Linked DNA regions of Homo sapiens: region 1 is linked to region 2. Evidence: chromatin loops called from intact Hi-C (ENCODE). Cell type or tissue: Panc1. All regions are shown on one strand. Links, peaks and the distances in the headings refer to the core of each region. The heading gives the core; the rest is flanking DNA. Region 1 overlaps PDILT (protein disulfide isomerase like, testis expressed). Region 2 holds the start of LOC105371117 (a long non-coding RNA gene).

Evidence for each region. Hi-C counts contacts between places; a loop is a spot of excess contacts. Peaks named below come from ENCODE experiments on the same cell type or tissue, not always from the same donor. Only the 100,000 strongest peaks of a DNase experiment are listed, where the experiment ranks them.
Region 1: a loop joins it to region 2, with 4 times the contacts of the local background. A loop is called at or near these places in 2 of 110 quality-filtered maps.

Annotation. Positions count from the first base shown.
Region 1 is chr16:20,381,103-20,389,438 of GRCh38, reverse strand. PDILT (protein disulfide isomerase like, testis expressed) reads left to right here. Exons shown (of 12, transcript NM_174924.2): 3 at 4,588-4,794. Among named protein-coding and RNA genes, the nearest start is that of PDILT, 19 kb to the left of the region's middle. RefSeq lists an enhancer at 2,383-2,916. In Panc1, for the core only: CTCF peaks have their summits at 3,220, 3,495 (motif pointing right), 5,620 and 5,829 (motif pointing right); DNase peaks (open chromatin) are centred at 3,508 and 5,818.
Region 2 is chr16:19,975,925-19,984,260 of GRCh38, reverse strand. It overlaps LOC105371117 (a long non-coding RNA gene), which reads right to left and starts at 7,892. Exons shown (of 4, transcript XR_950895.2): 1 at 7,845-7,892; 2 at 6,362-6,426; 3 at 5,890-6,091. It overlaps LOC124903660 (a long non-coding RNA gene), which reads right to left and starts at 2,880. Exons shown (of 2, transcript XR_007065018.1): 1 at 2,753-2,880; 2 at 2,061-2,269. In Panc1, for the core only: CTCF peaks have their summits at 3,011 and 3,215 (motif pointing left); a DNase peak (open chromatin) is centred at 3,194; H3K27me3 peaks cover 367 bases.

The sequences.
Region 1 (8,336 bases), core at 144-8,143, 410 kb before region 2:
TCTCCACCTATGTCATCAAAATAGCTAATGTTTATTTGTACCAAAGTTTTGCACACCTTGTCTTATTTTGTAGGATCACTCTGAGACGTAGGATCTATTAATAACCCCACTTTTTATGAATGAGGAAACTGAGTCACAGAGACTTAAAAAAATAAAAACAACTTTCCTGGGCCACAAGGAAAGTAAACCACCATAACTGCCTCTTTTTGATGAGATAGCCTAAGGAATTCACATTCATTGAGCATCTAGTATATGGCAGACAATGAGCTAGGGCCTGAGAGAAGTTGGGTCCATGGGCACCCTTGGCCTCTGCCTATCTACAGCCCACTGGGCACTGCTCAGCCTAAGTGCCAATATACACGTGAATTGTCTCCATACCTGGCCAAACTGGCATTTCCAGTTGACCAGGGCAGAATGTAAATGCTGAGACCTGAGGAGTGTATGCATTCATTTCACACCTACAAACTTGGAATTCAAGGTTCCAGAGCCCAGAAGGAAAACCAATTTGCAATTTTTTTTTTTTTTTGAGATGAAGTTTTGCTCTTGTTGCCCAGGCTGAAATACAATGGTGCAATCTTGGCTCACCGCAACCTCCACCTCCCAGGTTCCAGCGATTCTCCTGCCTCAGCCTCCCAAGTAGCTGGGATTACAGGCGTGTGCCACCACGCCAGGCTAATTTTGTATTTTTTGTAGAGACGGGGTTTCTCCATGTTGGTCAGGCTGGTCTCAAACTCCTGACCTCAGGTGGTCTGCCCACCTTGGCTTCCCAAAGTGCTGGGATTACAGGCGTGGAGTCACCACGCCTGGCCCAATTTACAAAATTTTTAAAGAAAGAAGCCAGAAAATCGGACTCTAAATTTTAAAGAGTGGCGTTGGCTGTGTAGGTTGTCTCTGCTCTGATGGGAACCACCTGGAACAGAAGAAATGAAAAACATGCCCCCATTAATCTGCTCCAAGAAAAAGATTTTTCAGACCAGCTGGCCAATTTGGTCATTTAGAGCATGAACCTTGGAGCCAGTCAGCCTTCGAGTTGACTCTCAGCCTAACTGCATACTAGCTGTAAGACCTCTGGGTTTCCATTTCCTTATCTGTGATATTCCTGCTTGTAATCACAGATAACTCACAGGATTGTTCTGAAGATTAACCAGGGTAATGCATGGAACACTAAGCAAGTACTTAGCACAGTAAGGGATCAATACGTGTTGTTATTATTACTATTCTCATTATCAACATCGCCATCAATATCATCATCATTATGGCGATGATAGTGACATCATCATCATCTTTCCATAGAAGATCCTACATAATCCTATGTCACTCAGATAAAAACCTCAGAGACACCCTTGACTCTTCTCTTTCACCATGTTCCATATCCAAACTCCTCCTCCCAAATCTCTCTAGAATGGAATCACTTCTCAGCCCCTCCATTACCACTCTCCTGGCCCAAAGCCATCACCATCTCTTGCCTGGATTACTGTAGTAGCCTCCGACTGGTCTACCTGCATCCTTTCTCTTTCCCTTTTTGTCTAATCTCCATATAATATTCAGAGAAATCCAGTTAAAAAGTAGCTCAGATCACCACCTAAGGACAGGAGTTCAAGACCAGCCTGGCCAGCATGGTAAAACCCCATCTCTACTAAAAATACAAATATTAGCAGGGCCTGGTGGTGCATGCCTGTAATCCCAGCTACTCAGGAGGCCAAGGCAGGAGAATCACTTGAACCCGGGAGGTGGAGGTTGCAGTAAGCCAAGATGGTGCCACTGTACTCCAACCTGGGTGACAGAACAAGATCCGTCTAAAAAAAAAAGAAAAAAGAAAAAAGAAAAGAAAAAGAGTAACTCAGATCACCTCCACCTCTGCTCCAAACCCTCTGGTACCATTCCATATTCTGGGAAAAGTCAAAGTCTATTCAGTGGCTTGCGAGACCCTACATCACCTGTCCCCTGGCCCCAGCTCACTCTGCTCCAGACCCAATGGACTTCTTGTCATACCTTGAACATGTCACACATGCCCCACCTCAGGGCCTTTGCATACACTGGCCCTTTACCAGGAATTCTCTCCTGCTAGATGTCTACATGGCTTGCGCTCTCATTTCTTTCCATCTTTATTAAAACATTGCCATCTTTAGCCTCCTACTTAAACTTGCAATTTCCCTAATACTCCCAACCTCCAACTCTCCTGTTCTTTTCCAAAGCACATATTATCTAACACAGCACATATTTTACTTTGTTATTCTGCTTATTTTCTGCCTTTTCAAGTGACAGCAGGGGTTTTTATCTGTTCACTGTTATATCCCCAATCCCTAGGACAGTGCCTGGCACATGGCATATCCTAAAAGTTTCATTGTATGAATGAATAAATGAATGAATGCATAAAACGAATGAATGAATCTCCATTACTATTATCATAGGCCCCATCAATCTAGCTCTCAGACCCCAGCACTCCGGTTGCCACAAGCTCTCTCTGTCACTTCCATTTCAGACACCCAGGGGCACTGGGTTGTGTGTGGAACCTCTAAAATTTGCTTTACCATCTGGACAATCATTCCAAGTGTTTCTCTTGCCCTGAGCTTCCGCCCTCAGAAACTCAGATTCGGATTCTATGTCAATCAGCAATCCTGAGCCCAGCATGGCCACATCCACGAGGAAGCCGGGGAGAGCCCCATGGACCAGAGCAGCCAGCAATTGGCCAGTGCATGCTGGTGATGATGGATAGGGGATATCAGGGGATATCGAAGGCGATGACGGTGACAAAGCAGGCAGTGGAGGGGCATCGATCCAGGAGGGAGGCACAAAGTCCCCGCTTCCGGTCCATTGACCGGGAGTTTAATGAAAGCGATCATTCACTTTCCGATCCCATTGCAGGAGCAGGCGTGCTGACCAGCAACGGGGCCCTCGCCAGCTGTCCCGGGGCCCTGCTTTCTGAGCGGCACTTTACAAAAGACCTCTCTGTTGGACTTGGAACTTGCCCTCTGCAGCAGAGGTCATTTGCACTTTCTCCAAGTGCTCCAGATGGACCACGGGGGTGGGCGGCAGTGAAAAAGATAAAATGTTCTGGCTTGAAAGGCAATCAATGACCCCCTGCCCTGGCTCAGCCCCCCTTCCTCAGTCATGGGGTAGCGAGGAACCTGCAGCCTCACAATGTTATCAGGAGGAAGAAAGGCACACTTGGGCGCCTTTTAGTCCCCTCCGTTTAGCCAGAAAAGCCTCTTGCACTGCCAAGGTCACGTGCCAGCTCCCTGATACCGCTTCCAGAAAAGGGCTTCCCCAGTCCCTCCCCACTGCCCAGCAACGTGAGGGGCCAAGGCGTCCAGATCAGATCTCTTAATGGAGAGTTCCAGGTCTCTTCGAGACAAGAGGGTGGACTCAGGGGAACACCACAACCTCCCCTATCCCCGCCCTCCCCACACCTGGTTTTCCTTACCTGCGAAAGTCCCCTGTCCAATTACATGCAGGGCAACTGCAGGGGCTCAATTTGGCCTGTTAGCTCCAGGACGTTCCACCAGATGGCGCTCATGAGCTCTCATGCTTCCTCTCTGTCTCCATAATTTCTGACCACAGAATTTTTTTAAAACAAAAAATTTTAATAGTTTGGAAAATTTCCCTCTAGACTTCTTTTGCCCTGGGCATACACTTTTTAACAATTCCATAAATGTGATCATCGTGTCTATGCTATTGAGTGGTTTGTTTTTGTTTATTTCAATAGCTTTGGGGGTACAAGTGGCTTTTGGTTACAGGGATGAATTGTGTAGAGGTGAGGTCTGAGATTTTAGTGCACCCATCACCTTAGTCATGTTCTTTCTACCCAATATGCAGTTTTTTTTGATCCCTCACCCTGCACCCAGCCTCCCCGCATCTGAGTCTCCAATGTCCATTATACCACTCTGCATGCCTTTGTGTAATCATTGCTTGGGTCCTGCTTTGACCACAGAAATTTTACTATAATAATGGAAGCAGTAATAAGAACGCAGCATGTACTTAACTTGTGCCAGGCATTATACCAAGTGGTTTACATGCCTAGTGGAGATTAGAAAAGAACTCTACAGCCAGACAGAATGGGCTCTTATCCTGGCCTTACCTCTCACTGTCACAGGGCTTTGCGCAAGTAAGTCATTTGTTGTGCTTCAGCTTCCTCATGTATAAAATTGAGATAATAATAATACCTATCCCACAGAGTTATAGAGAGGAGTAAATGGCTTAATGCACGTAAAACTCTTAGAAAACAATAAGCAATTATAGCTGGTTGTGACATAAATCTCATTTAACTCTGACGATTCCTTGAAGTAACCACTATTATTTTCACCCACTTTACACAAGAGAAGTGGAGCTCAGAGAGATGGAGTAAAGTTGCCCATGGTTGTGTTGTTTCCAATGCTACTGAATCCAAAGAACCTTGATAGACATCTCCCAGATTGTCTAATTTCATGAACCATTGTGTCTCACATCTTGTCACATTTATGAAAATTCAGCCATTAACCGCTGAGCACAAGAAAGGTTCCGGGAGCTAAGCAGGCCCAACAAATAATCTACTGTTGGAGATGGGGAGCGAGGAAAGGCCTCTCAAATTTTGTCTTCATACTCTTTCAGACAACCCATCCTCAAAGCAATCCAGGAACTTGGCGGAAGAGCTGGGCAAAGCTGTGGAGATCATGGGCAAAGGCAAGAATGGGATCGGCTTTGGCAAAGTGGACATTACCATAGAGAAGGAGCTTCAGCAGGAGTTTGGGATTACCAAGGCCCCGGAGTTGAAGCTGTTTTTTGAGGGCAACAGGTCAGAGCCCATCAGCTGCAAAGGTAATGGTGCTTGTGTGTCACACTTGTTTCATGCTCATGGAAAGTCCACTTAACAGCTATAGGGTAAAGGTGGGAGGCTCTGCTCCATGCAGCTTCTCGGGGACCCAGGATCCTCCAGCTTGTGACTCTGCCCTTCTCTAGGGCCTTGGAGCCACCTGCTCTTTCCTCTGTATCCAGCCAGCAGTTGGGGTAAGGGGTAGAAGGTCACCACGGGTACTGTTCATGGCCCTGGCCATGAACAGTGGTAAGTATCACTTCTATTCACATCCCATTGACCAGAATTCTGTTACATGGCCAGAACCAGCTGCAAGAAAGGCGGAGAAATACAGTTCAGCTCTGTTTTTAGAAAGAAAACGGGTTTAGTGAATATGTGGCTGCTTCTACTACAGCTTGAAGCTCAGCTGATGGGCCCTAGAAACACCAAGAAGTGGGAGGGTGGGGTGCATGGCTTAGAAACTATCAGACACCAGAGATTAAGTTCTAACTCCACTTCCCACTCCCAATCTTTGACTTTAGAATGATTTGACAGAGTCCTAGGACTAGGGAAGCACTATTTAGCCAAAAGGGAAATTGGGAGATGATGGAACAAGACAGGCTTGGGATGCAATGTCTACCAAACACCTTACGTTCTATCATATTTTTCATTCATTGATTAACTCGTTCATTCATTTATTCAGCATCCATTTATTGACAAGCTACCATGTGCCAAGCCCTATCTTGATGTTGAGGATGTGTGGAGAATAAGGTACTAGTATGGCACATATGGTAGTCCCAACTTTTAGAAAGTTACATATATGAAGGCATTCATGGATGCAGGATGGATAAATGGATGGAAGGATGGAAGTAACAAAACTGATGAACACAGAAGTGCCTGTAACAGCCATGCCAGTAGAATGTTCCCATTATATATGTTAAATTATTGAGTCTTGAGTAACGGAAACTGCCTTCCACTGGATCTGGTGTATAGCCAGCTTCCAATAAGCTGGATTCAGTGTTATTTGCAAGAAACACACATCCAGGGGCTGCAGGATGCTTTGCAGTTCTCAGAATGGACACAAGAGGGCATGAAAGACACAGGATAGACCCAGAGAAAGGCGCCACAAGAGAACCTCGGAGCAATCACCTAAGGGCAGGGCTGCAGCTCCCAGCAGGCTTGTGGGAGGGTGGTGGCTGCGGGCGCCAGAGAAGAGATGGGGAGGGAGGGCGGGAGCAGTGAGAGAAGCAACAGAGGATGCTGTTTCCTATAGATACCAGGGGATGACCCTCAACAAGGGGGACTCGCTGACACCAGCAAGGAGCCCTTTGTGATGTGTTTGCTCTGGGGAGAGCTGTGAGGAAATGAGAGGCCCTAGGTCATCGGAGCCCATGACTGCTAATGGAGTGGCCCAGGTGCTGCAATGACCTTCCCTCCTGAAGGGCAGGAGAGAACTGACTCCACTTAGAGGCGACAAAGTAACAATATGGCAACTTCCAGACTGTGGGTGAAACTAGCAGAGAAGGTCCCCAAGGCATTTGACTTCTGAGCCCCCTTCATCAGGGAAACCAGTGCCTGGGACCTCGTCTGCCATACAGGAAGCTTCATCATCACCCCATCTAGGAAGTCTCCCCTGACTGCTCAGGCCAGGGTGCCTGCTCCACCTCTGTGGCCTCACAGCATCTGTGTTTTCCCCATCAAGGCCCTCGCCTCAAAGAATTACATCTGCTACTTATTGCTTGTTCTCTACAGAGAGCATCACAAGGGCAGTGGCTGATCTCACTTGCACTCCTGGGTCCTCTAAAGAGACTGCCAGAATTGACAGCACTCCCCTCTGCATCCAAATCCTTACCACAGGCTTAAGAAACAATCACTGCCGCTCGTCGAATCTCAGTTTTTCCATCTGTTAAATGGGGATGGTGAAAAGATCTACCCCTCTACACTGTTGGGAAGATAAAATGATGTTTGCAAGGCACACGGCCTGACACATACCTGTAGCATATACTGTGTTCCAGGCATTGTTCTAGACCCTTCTCCTATGTCATAACACCCCAATATAAGAGGTGCTTTTACAGATGGAGAAACTGAGGCACAGAAAGGTAGAATAACTTCCTCAAAGCTGCCCAGTGAGTAGTGGTGGAGTCAGCAAATGTTTTCTGCAAAGGCCCAGATTATTAATATTCCAGATCCTACAGGCCAGGCAGTCTCTGTTGTAACTACTCAGATCTGCTGATGCAATGTGAAGGCAGCCACGTGTTAACAAATGGGAATGACTGTGTTCCAATAAAGTTTTATTTATACAGTCAAACAGCAGGCCAGATTTGGACTACAGGCTATAGTATGTTGAAATCCGCTTTACATTGCGCTGTACTCTAAGCAAGAGGCAGATGTGTTCATTATTATTATCAGACTATTAGTTTTCTCATTCTAGTCCAATGCCTGGAACAATTAAGTTCTTAACAAATAGTTTTTGAGCCAGGTGCAGTGGCTCAACCTGTAATCCCAACACTCTGGGAGGCTGATATGGGAAGATCACTTGTGCCCAGAAGTTTGAGACCAGCCTGGTCAACATAACAAGACCCTGTCTCTACAAAAACCTTAAAACTTAGCCAGGTGTGGTGGCAGATACCTGTATTCTCAGCTACTTAGGAGGCTGAGGTGGGAGAATTGCTTGAACCCAGGAATTTGTGACTGCAGTGAGCCATGATTGCACCACTGCACTTCAGCCTGGGTGACAGAGTGAGATCCTGTCTCTAAATTTTAAAATAATAATAATAAAAGTTTTAGATTTTGAATACAATGGAATTGGAAGCACCCACTGCAGGTGGGCATAGGGTAAAGTACCCACCCATATTTCTGCTGGGCTTGCTTCCTCAGTATTACTTCTAACCAGAGAAAGGGCAAAGGGAATGCCAGGATGAAGCTGGGACAGGGATTGAGGATGCCTGGATTTTAGGATGAGCAGTAACCATGGGAACTTCAACGAGCCTTTTACAACCAGGCTTCCAATTTCTCTTTTTTTTTTTTTTTTTTTTTGAGATGGAGTCTCACTGTTTTGCCAGGCTGGAGTGCAGTGGTGCGATCTCGGCTCACTGCAACCTCCGCCTCCCGGGTTCAAGTGATTGTCTTGCATTAGCCTCCCGAGTAGCTGGGACTACAGGCATGTGCCACCACTCCCAGCTAATTTTTAGTATTTTTAGTAGAGATGGGGTTTCACCATGTTGGCCAGGATGGTCTCAATCTCTTGATTTCATGATCCACCTGTCTCGGCCTCCCAAAGTGCTGGGATTACAGGTGTGAGCCACCGCACCCGGCCCAATTTCTCATTTTCTAAACAGGATGAGTAAGGCCAGTTCTGCCTACTTGCCAGGGCTCCTCTGAGCTGAGAGGAGACAGTGCTTTACGCATCTTCTGCAATGTGACTTTGATGAAAACTCCTCTTAGGACACTGGTGGGATTTAGTCCTTGCAGGGTCAAAGCCCCAGTCCCATTCTCATCTAATCTCCAAGGATTGATGGCAGGAGACTTGGCCATGGCCATTGCTCTGGAAGGAGGGAGACTCAGGTTG
Region 2 (8,336 bases), core at 36-8,035:
AGAAGTGAATGCTGAAGCGGTGGAGCCTCAGTTGCTTCTGAGAGCCATTTTTTATCTACAAGGAGAACCAGGATGAGGCCAGCTCCAGGAGGACAAAGCAGAGAGATGGAAAGAATCTGGGTCCTCTTGACATCACCAAGTTGCTGACCATTTCTTGCTTAGAGCCTACCCTCCATGTGAACTGCTATATCTGTGTGATTAAATAGTTTATTCCTAAGCAAGTTTTAATCAAGATTTTCTGCCATTATAGCTAAAAAACATTCTAATAAGTGCATCTATCATAATTTTCAAAACACTATTATTTTTGTTTGTTTAATTACCTGCTGCCTGCAGTTTTTTTTCACTAGACTATATTCTCTGTGATCACAGACACTGTCTTATTTACCATAGACTCCCCAGGGCCTACCAGAGTAAATAGCTCATAGTAGGTATGCAACAAATATTTGTAAATAAATGGATAACATCATCTATGCTTTATAAATGGGAGAGAAGGGAGTGGGTGTCCAACTAAAATTGGGATGTAACCCTTGCATAGCTCAACTGTGCTTCAGCCTCTATAGAATACTAATAGTACTAATGTACCTTCATAGCTGTTGCAAACTATAGTCATGTGATGAGGTTCAAGACATGCTACCCCAAAATATAATACCTTGGCATTTGAGAATGCAGCAGAAGCAGGATGATATGGTTTGGCTGTGTCCCCACCCAAATCTTATCTTGAACTCCCACATGCTGTGGGAGGGACCCAGTGGGAGGTAATTAAATCAGGGGGACAGGTCTTTTTCATGCTGTTCTCATGATGGTGACTAAGCCTCATGAGATCTGATGGTATAAAAAAGGGGAGTTTCCCTGCACAAGCTCTCTTCTCTTGTCTCCACATGTGACGCAGTGCCTTTCACCTTCCACCATGATTGTAAGGCCTCCTCAGCCAGGTACAACTCTAAGTCCATAAAACCTCTTTCTTTTGTAAATTGCCCAGTCTCAGGTATGTTTTTATCAGCAGTGTGAAAATGGACGAATACAGTAGGTATGCAACAAATATTTGTAAATAAATGGATAACATCCTCTAGGCTTTATGAATGGAAGATAATGGAGAGGGCTTCCAACTAAAATTGGGATGTAACCCTCACCTAGCTCAACTATGCTTAAACCTCTATTGAATACTAATAGTACTAATGTACCTTAATAGCTGTTGCAAACTATAGTCATGTGATAAGGTTCAAGACAGGCTACCCCAAGATATAACACCTTGGCATTTGAGAAAACAGCAGAAGCAGGAAGGTCACTCTCACTTTCCCCTCACCCTTCTCCCCTGAATTAGGCCGGAAAAGAATTCTCTGACACTCCCTTGAAGCAGGTCATAAGACCCTCATTCCAGAAGTGCCCTCCCAATACCCAGAAAAAAAGGAATGTCTTTATCTCTGATGACACAGGGATACAGTGAATAATCTGAACAAACAGGCCTTGCTAAGTTCCCCCCAGTTTATTACCATTAGATCATACCACTTTTGCCCAATCATACTTCTGCATCATTGTCCACTCCATCAAACCTATGCATAAAAATACATAGGTTTCCCTGTTTCTTTGGGTCTTCATTTCTGAAGGTTCCTATGTAATGAAAAACTTATATTAAATAAACTTGCATGCTTTTCTCTTGTTAATCTGGCTCTTCTTATAGGGGCCTCAGCCATGAACCTAGCAATGAGTAAGAAAAGAAATAGCTTCTCCCCTACTCATGTTTTATGTATTCATGAATTGTTTAAGTTATCTGAAATCTAGAAACGTATATGTGAGTGTGTCATGCAAGTAAAGGAATCAATTATGTGGATGGCGGTCAACAACAAGTTAACATTCACCATTATTCCAGTTACTCCTCAATGCACTTCTGCACAGACCTCTCCTGGCACCACCTTGAGCATTCTGCCTTCAGACCAAGAGGTATAACACCTCAGTCCCCAGAACTGGGTATCCACAATTGGAATACCCTCTCCCCAACTGTTCTAGTTATATATTGCTGTATAACCAATTGCCCCCAACCTTAGCAAAAATTATCCTAAAACTTTAATCAGCAAACATTTATTATTTCATTGTTTCAGAGGGTCAGGAACGTGAAGAGGCTTAGGTTCATGGTTCTGGTTGAAGTTCTCTCATGAGATCGCCATGAGTTGCAGCTGCTTCTAAAAGAGCTGGAGGATCTGCTTCCAAGTTCAATTACATGGCTGTTGGCAGGAGGCTTCAATCCCTCACCATGTGGGTCTCTCTATTAGGGCTGCTCATAAAGAGAGTGAATCAGGAAAGAGGAAATGTATGCACCCAAGGCAGAAGCTGAGCCTTTTTATAACCTAATCTTGGAAATGAAACCCTATCACCTCTGCCATACGTTATTCATTAGAAGTCAGGCTCCAAGGAATAAATTTCAAGAGATCTATTATAAGGCAAGGTGACTATAGTTAATGATGACATATTGTATTCTTGAAAAATGTAAAGGGTGGTTTTTATGTGCTCTTACTGTAAAAATGCTATGTGAGTATTGCATTTGTTAATTAGCTGGACTGAACCATTTCACAATGTAGATGTACTTCAAAACATCATTTCATACATGATTAAAACATACAGTGTTCTCTATCAATTTAAAAATAGACAAGTAAATGCATTTTTAAAAATTTTAAAAATAAAATGTTTTTCAGACTATTTCTAAAAAGAAAGAAGGAGGAGGAGGAAGAGAAGTAGTTAAGCACTAAGTCCAACTCACACTCAAAAAGAGCATCCTTAAGTTACATTTCTTGAAGGGGAGAATATCAAAGAATTTGTGGACATATTTTTTAAAACCACGCTATCACTGAATCCTTTCTGTCTTCCACTGAGTGCTTATCTTCTGGGATTAAGAGAGTCACAATTTAGAAGGCATTATGATGAGTACTGCATCATTATCTTCATCATCATCAACATCATCCTCACAAGAAAATTACCATATTAATTGTACCATTTTCGGGGCCATGCCAGGCAGTATGCTAACTGCTTTATAGACACTTAATTCTCAAACAACACTATTAGGTAGGTACTATTATTCCCATTAAGAGTTGAGGAAACAAAGCCCTGGGGCCGTTAAGTGACTTATTCAATGTTAAACAGCTAGTAAGTGCATAAACCAGATCTAACTGCAGTCTGTGCTGTTAGCTACTACTCTTCACTGCCTCCCACCGGCCAGTAAAGGAAACTCCACCTGTCCGAGCAACCAGGTCAGGTTCCCAAAGCCAACTGCCCACCATGTGGAAAATTTAAAATAAAATAAAACTTTGAAATCAAAGTTCAAGAAGGTCCAATCAGAGGATGAGAGGATGGGAAGTTGCAATATACAGAGCTTACTCAAGAATGGAGCCAAATGGATAAGAGAAAGCCATGCACATACCCTATGCATGCAAATCTATGCAGATATATGCAAATGTATGTAAGTGGTCATGCTAATCTATGTAAATGACCATGTCCTGAAAAGCAAAAAGGAGGATCAGCTTTTTCAGAAGGCAGTTTCCCCTGGTCTTGGCTTCTCTTGGTGTAGGAGTCATCACTGGGCAAAAAGTCAAAGTCTCTAGATTGAAAATTGTGAGAAAAGTTGTACCAGAGGTGACATCCAGATCTTTGCAGGAGTTCAGATACCTGAGACCCAGCTTACCTGAGGCCTGGCTTGCCTGGCTCCCAAAAAACTTGTCAGATTCAATACATTAGCAAAAATCAGTAAATAAAAATTCTGTTTGCAAATAAATGTCCGTTTACTTGTCCCATAGATATATTAGTAAAAGCTGATTTGGACACCTATCCTTCCAGTGCAATCACTCACGAACTTTGGTGTGTGTTTGATTCACACAGCCAGGGTCCTTATTTAAAGTACACATCGCTGTGCCCCTCCTGAGACCTCCTGTCAGCATTTGGGTGTGAGAGTCAGCCATGCTGGAAATCTGCATTTTTTAAAACACATCCCAGATGATTCTTGATCAGGAAGTCCATGGACCACCTTTAGAGAAAACTAGTATATAAAAAACACAGAATTTGAGAGCAGATAGACTTGAATTTGAATGTCAGCATGACATTTACTAGCTGTGTGGCCTTGGATTGTCGAAAAGGTGACATGGTACCACCATGCTCATTTGTAAACTGCAGCTAATTTTATTCTCCCTCCCAAAGGGTTGCTGTGATAACCAGAAATATACAAATACATTTGACTCTCGATAACTAAACTAGATAATTCCTTTAAAGGAGTTGGCACAAGTAAAAACTCCATAAATATTTGGTATTATTATGATGATCATTCCCTAACGAAAGGCGAAACCAGAGTCTCCCTCACCCAGAAGCCAGGCTGGCTCATAAAATACTGCCTAGTGCCATTGATAGGTGAAAAAGCTTTTTCTTCCTCCCCTGGGAGGTGGAGCAATGCATCTGATTGGCAGATTGGCAAGAATCTGAGCTTCACTGGTCTACCGTTTGGGGGGAAAGTTAAAGTGTTACCACCTCCCTCTTCCCTTTTCTCCCTTTCTTTCCCTCCCTGCGGTTTTTTGGGGTGTTTTTTGTTTTTTGTTTGATTGCTTTTGGTTTTTGTTTTGTTTTGTTGTTGTTGTTGTTTGTTTTTCAGGTCTTCTTTTCCCCTTTCTCTTATCTCGCCCCTTAAGAAGTTCTCAAGTTCTAGAACAGGAGAGGAGAATTAAGGAGGATCATTAGGTCCACAGGTCCAAGCCATGTCCTTCCACCCACATTAGCCAGCAACAGGCCTGATATTTTGATCCCTGACTCCTGTGTCTGTTAATTTCTCAGTCGGTCGAAAACCCATAGAGCAAAGAGGTGACCATCTGGCTAAAATCTCACCACCCAGTGTGTGCCTTCTGGGTGCCTGATCTCATGCCCAATGGGTAAGTTCCCTTGATATCCATTGCCTCGCTTGGCAGGTTCTCCCTGAGGCCAATTATTCAGTCCCGATTAATCATGGCAACCATACTCATGCACTAATTTCAAGGCTGTCAGAACTTACCCTCATGGAGCATCCTTTATTTACTTGAATTATGACTTCCTTTCATCAATTCTTAATCAAGTGGGTTTATATGGGCAAAAGCAACAAACAGAATTTCCACGTAAACGATACCTCAAAAAGAGAAGCCCCGGGCTCAGTCCATTAACAATTAATCATTGAGTTTTGAAGGAGCTTTCAAAAGCACATCATACATGTTTATAAACAATACCACTGCCCAACCAGCTCCCATAAAAACAGCAGCAACACCCAATGGGTGCAGGCTATGTGCCAAGCACACTGAGCGGCACTTTACATACATTAATTATGGCACTTAATCCTCACAACAACTCCATTTGCAGAGGACAAGTGTAAGCTCAGAGAGGATAATAGAAAACAGTGCCCAAATTCACACAGCCAGAAGTCACCTGGCCAGGATTCAAACTTGAGTCTTGCCTTCAAAGTCCCTACCTTTAGCCAGGTGTGGTGGTTCATGCCTGTAACCCCAATACTTTGGGTAGGCCTAGGCAGGTGGATCACCTGAGGTCGGGAGTTCAAGACCAGCCTGGCCAACGTGGCGAAACCCCGTCTCTACTAAAAAATACAAAAATTAGCCGGGCATGATGGTGAGCACCTGTAATCCCAGCTACTCGGGAGGCTGAGGCAGGGAGAATTGCTTGAACCCAGGAGAAGGAGGTTGCAGTGAGCCAAGATCGCACCACTGCACTCCAGCCTGAGTGACAGAGCGAGATTCCATCAAAAAAAAAAAGTCCCCATCTTCTTCCACCACACCATGATGCCTCCTTGTAACCCTCTCGTCATGTATCCCCTTGTATTTGAGATTATATCAAGGCAAACCCCAGGACTGAATAGCCTATCTTACTGCTTATACTCACAGAGTAATTTCTAGGTTGAAATCCTGGCTCTTCCTCTTGCTAGCTGTGTGATCCTGGGCAAATTACTTGAACTCTCTGAGTCCCAATTTCCTCAACATGAAGATAGGAATAATAATCTTGCCCTGGTTTTCTTATGGTAATTACTTTCTGGGGTAGCTGTGAGCATTAAAGTACAGTGATGAACATTAAAGTGTTTTGTAATCTGTAAGAAATATACAAATACATTTGGCTCTTGAACAACATAGGGGTCAGGAATGTCAACCCCCAACACAGTTGAAAATTCACATATAACTTTTGACTCCCCTAAAACTTAACTACTAATAGCCTACTGTCCACTGGAAGCCCAATAACATAATCAATTAACACATATTTTGTATGTTATATGTGTTATACACCATATTCTTACAATATAGTAAGCTAGGGAAAAGAAAATGTTTCTAAGAAAATCATAAGAAAAAGAAGATATATTTACTCTTCATTAACTAGAAGTGGATCATCTTAAAGGTCTTCATCCTTGTCATCTTCACCTTGAGTAGACTGAGGAGGAGGAAGAGGAGGGATTGGTCTTGCTGTCTTAGGGGAGCAGAAGCAGAAGAAAATCTGCATATTTGAATCTTCACAGTTCAAGCCCATGTTCTTTAAGGGTCAACTGTATTATTTTTTGATGTTATTATTTAAATTATTCTTTTGTGGTAGACAGAATTCTAAGAGGGCACCCAGTGATCCCTGCTCCCTGGTATTCAAGTCCCAGTATAACTCCCTCCTCTTGAGTGTGCAAGGGACCTGTGACTTGTTTTTAATCAACAAAACACAACCAACGTGATGGGATGCTGTTTCCACATTGGGTTACAAAAGAATGTGATTCCTGTCTTGCTAGCAGACTCTATTACTTGCACATTCTGACAAGGACCCATGTGGCAATAAACAAGAGGAACTGAGGTCCTCACTCCAACAACCACAAGGAACTAAATCCAGCCAATGACCACATGAGTTGGAAAGCAAATCCTTCCCCAGTAGAGCCTTGAGATGACCAAATCCCCAGCTAACACCTTAACTGCAGCCTGCGCAGATGAGCTCTGCCTGAATCCCTGAGCCACAGAAACTGTAAAATAATAAATGTGTATTCTTCTAAGCCACTGAGTCTTGTGGAAATTTATTAACCAGCAATAACTAATACACCATTCAATCACTGATTCATTCAAACATTCACTGAGCCCCTACGACATACCAGGCACAATACTAGGGGAGGGGACACAGAAATAACTGGGGCATGGTCTGTATCCTCAGGTTGTTCATTCTAGTGCAGGATCTGACTTGCATATAAATGAGAGCAAGGTACACAGCCTGCAGGAAATAATGCGGAATCCATGCACAAGGATGCAGGGTTAATGTGTGCATGGCAATCTCCTTCCTCAAAATGTAAGTCCTAAGTACTAAGAAATGTACATTTTTTTACTTACAATTTAAAGGGAAAATTTAGTTTAAAATAAAGGAGAAAAGAAACACAAATGTGTCCATCAACAGGAGAATGACCCCAAAAAAGAAAACCAAAACACAGTTATATTTGCAGGCCATGAATCCCATAAAGTATCTAGCAGCCATTAAAAATAATGAAGTAAGTTTATATCTGTCTATATAAGTCTGTATCTGTCGATATGGAAAAAACTCCAAGACACATTGCTGGTTGAATTTGTTAGGAAAAAAATAGCTTGATTGTAAATAGTATCTTATTGAATAGTTGTATGAGAAACAACTATTCAATAAGACACTATTTACAATTTAAAAATAACCAATTTTGGCTAGGCACAGTGGCTCATGCCTATAATCCCAACTCTTTGGGAGGCCGAGATGGGTGTATCACTTGAGGACAGGAGTTTGAGACCAGGCTGGCCAACATAGTAAAACCTCATCTCTACTAAAAATACAAAAAATTAGCCAGTCGTGGTGGTACTCACCTGTAATCCCAGCTTCTCGGAAGGCTGAGGCAGGAGAATTACTTGAACCTGGGGGGCGGAGATTACAGTTAGCCAAGATCACCCACTGCACTCCAGCCTGGGTGAAAGAGCAAGACTCTCTCTCTCAAAAAAAAAAAAAAATCCATTGTGCACACACATATGCATGAACATACACACATAAATAGCATTTACCTTCAATGATACATAAACATGTACAGTAGGTAGAGAACTGTACAATGAGGATTAAGGACACAAACTATGGACTCAGACTTCTGGGACCCAACTTCCAGTTATGCCATTTACTGGTTATGTGACCTTGAAAACATTTCTGAAATGTTTTGAGCCTCAGTTTCTTCATCTGTAAAATGGAAATGATAATGGTGGTATGGTTTGGCTGTATCCCCACCCAAAATCTCATCTTGAATTGTACATTTGTATAATTTGTAATCCCCGTAATCCCCATGTGTCAAGGGAGAGACCAGGCGGAGGTGT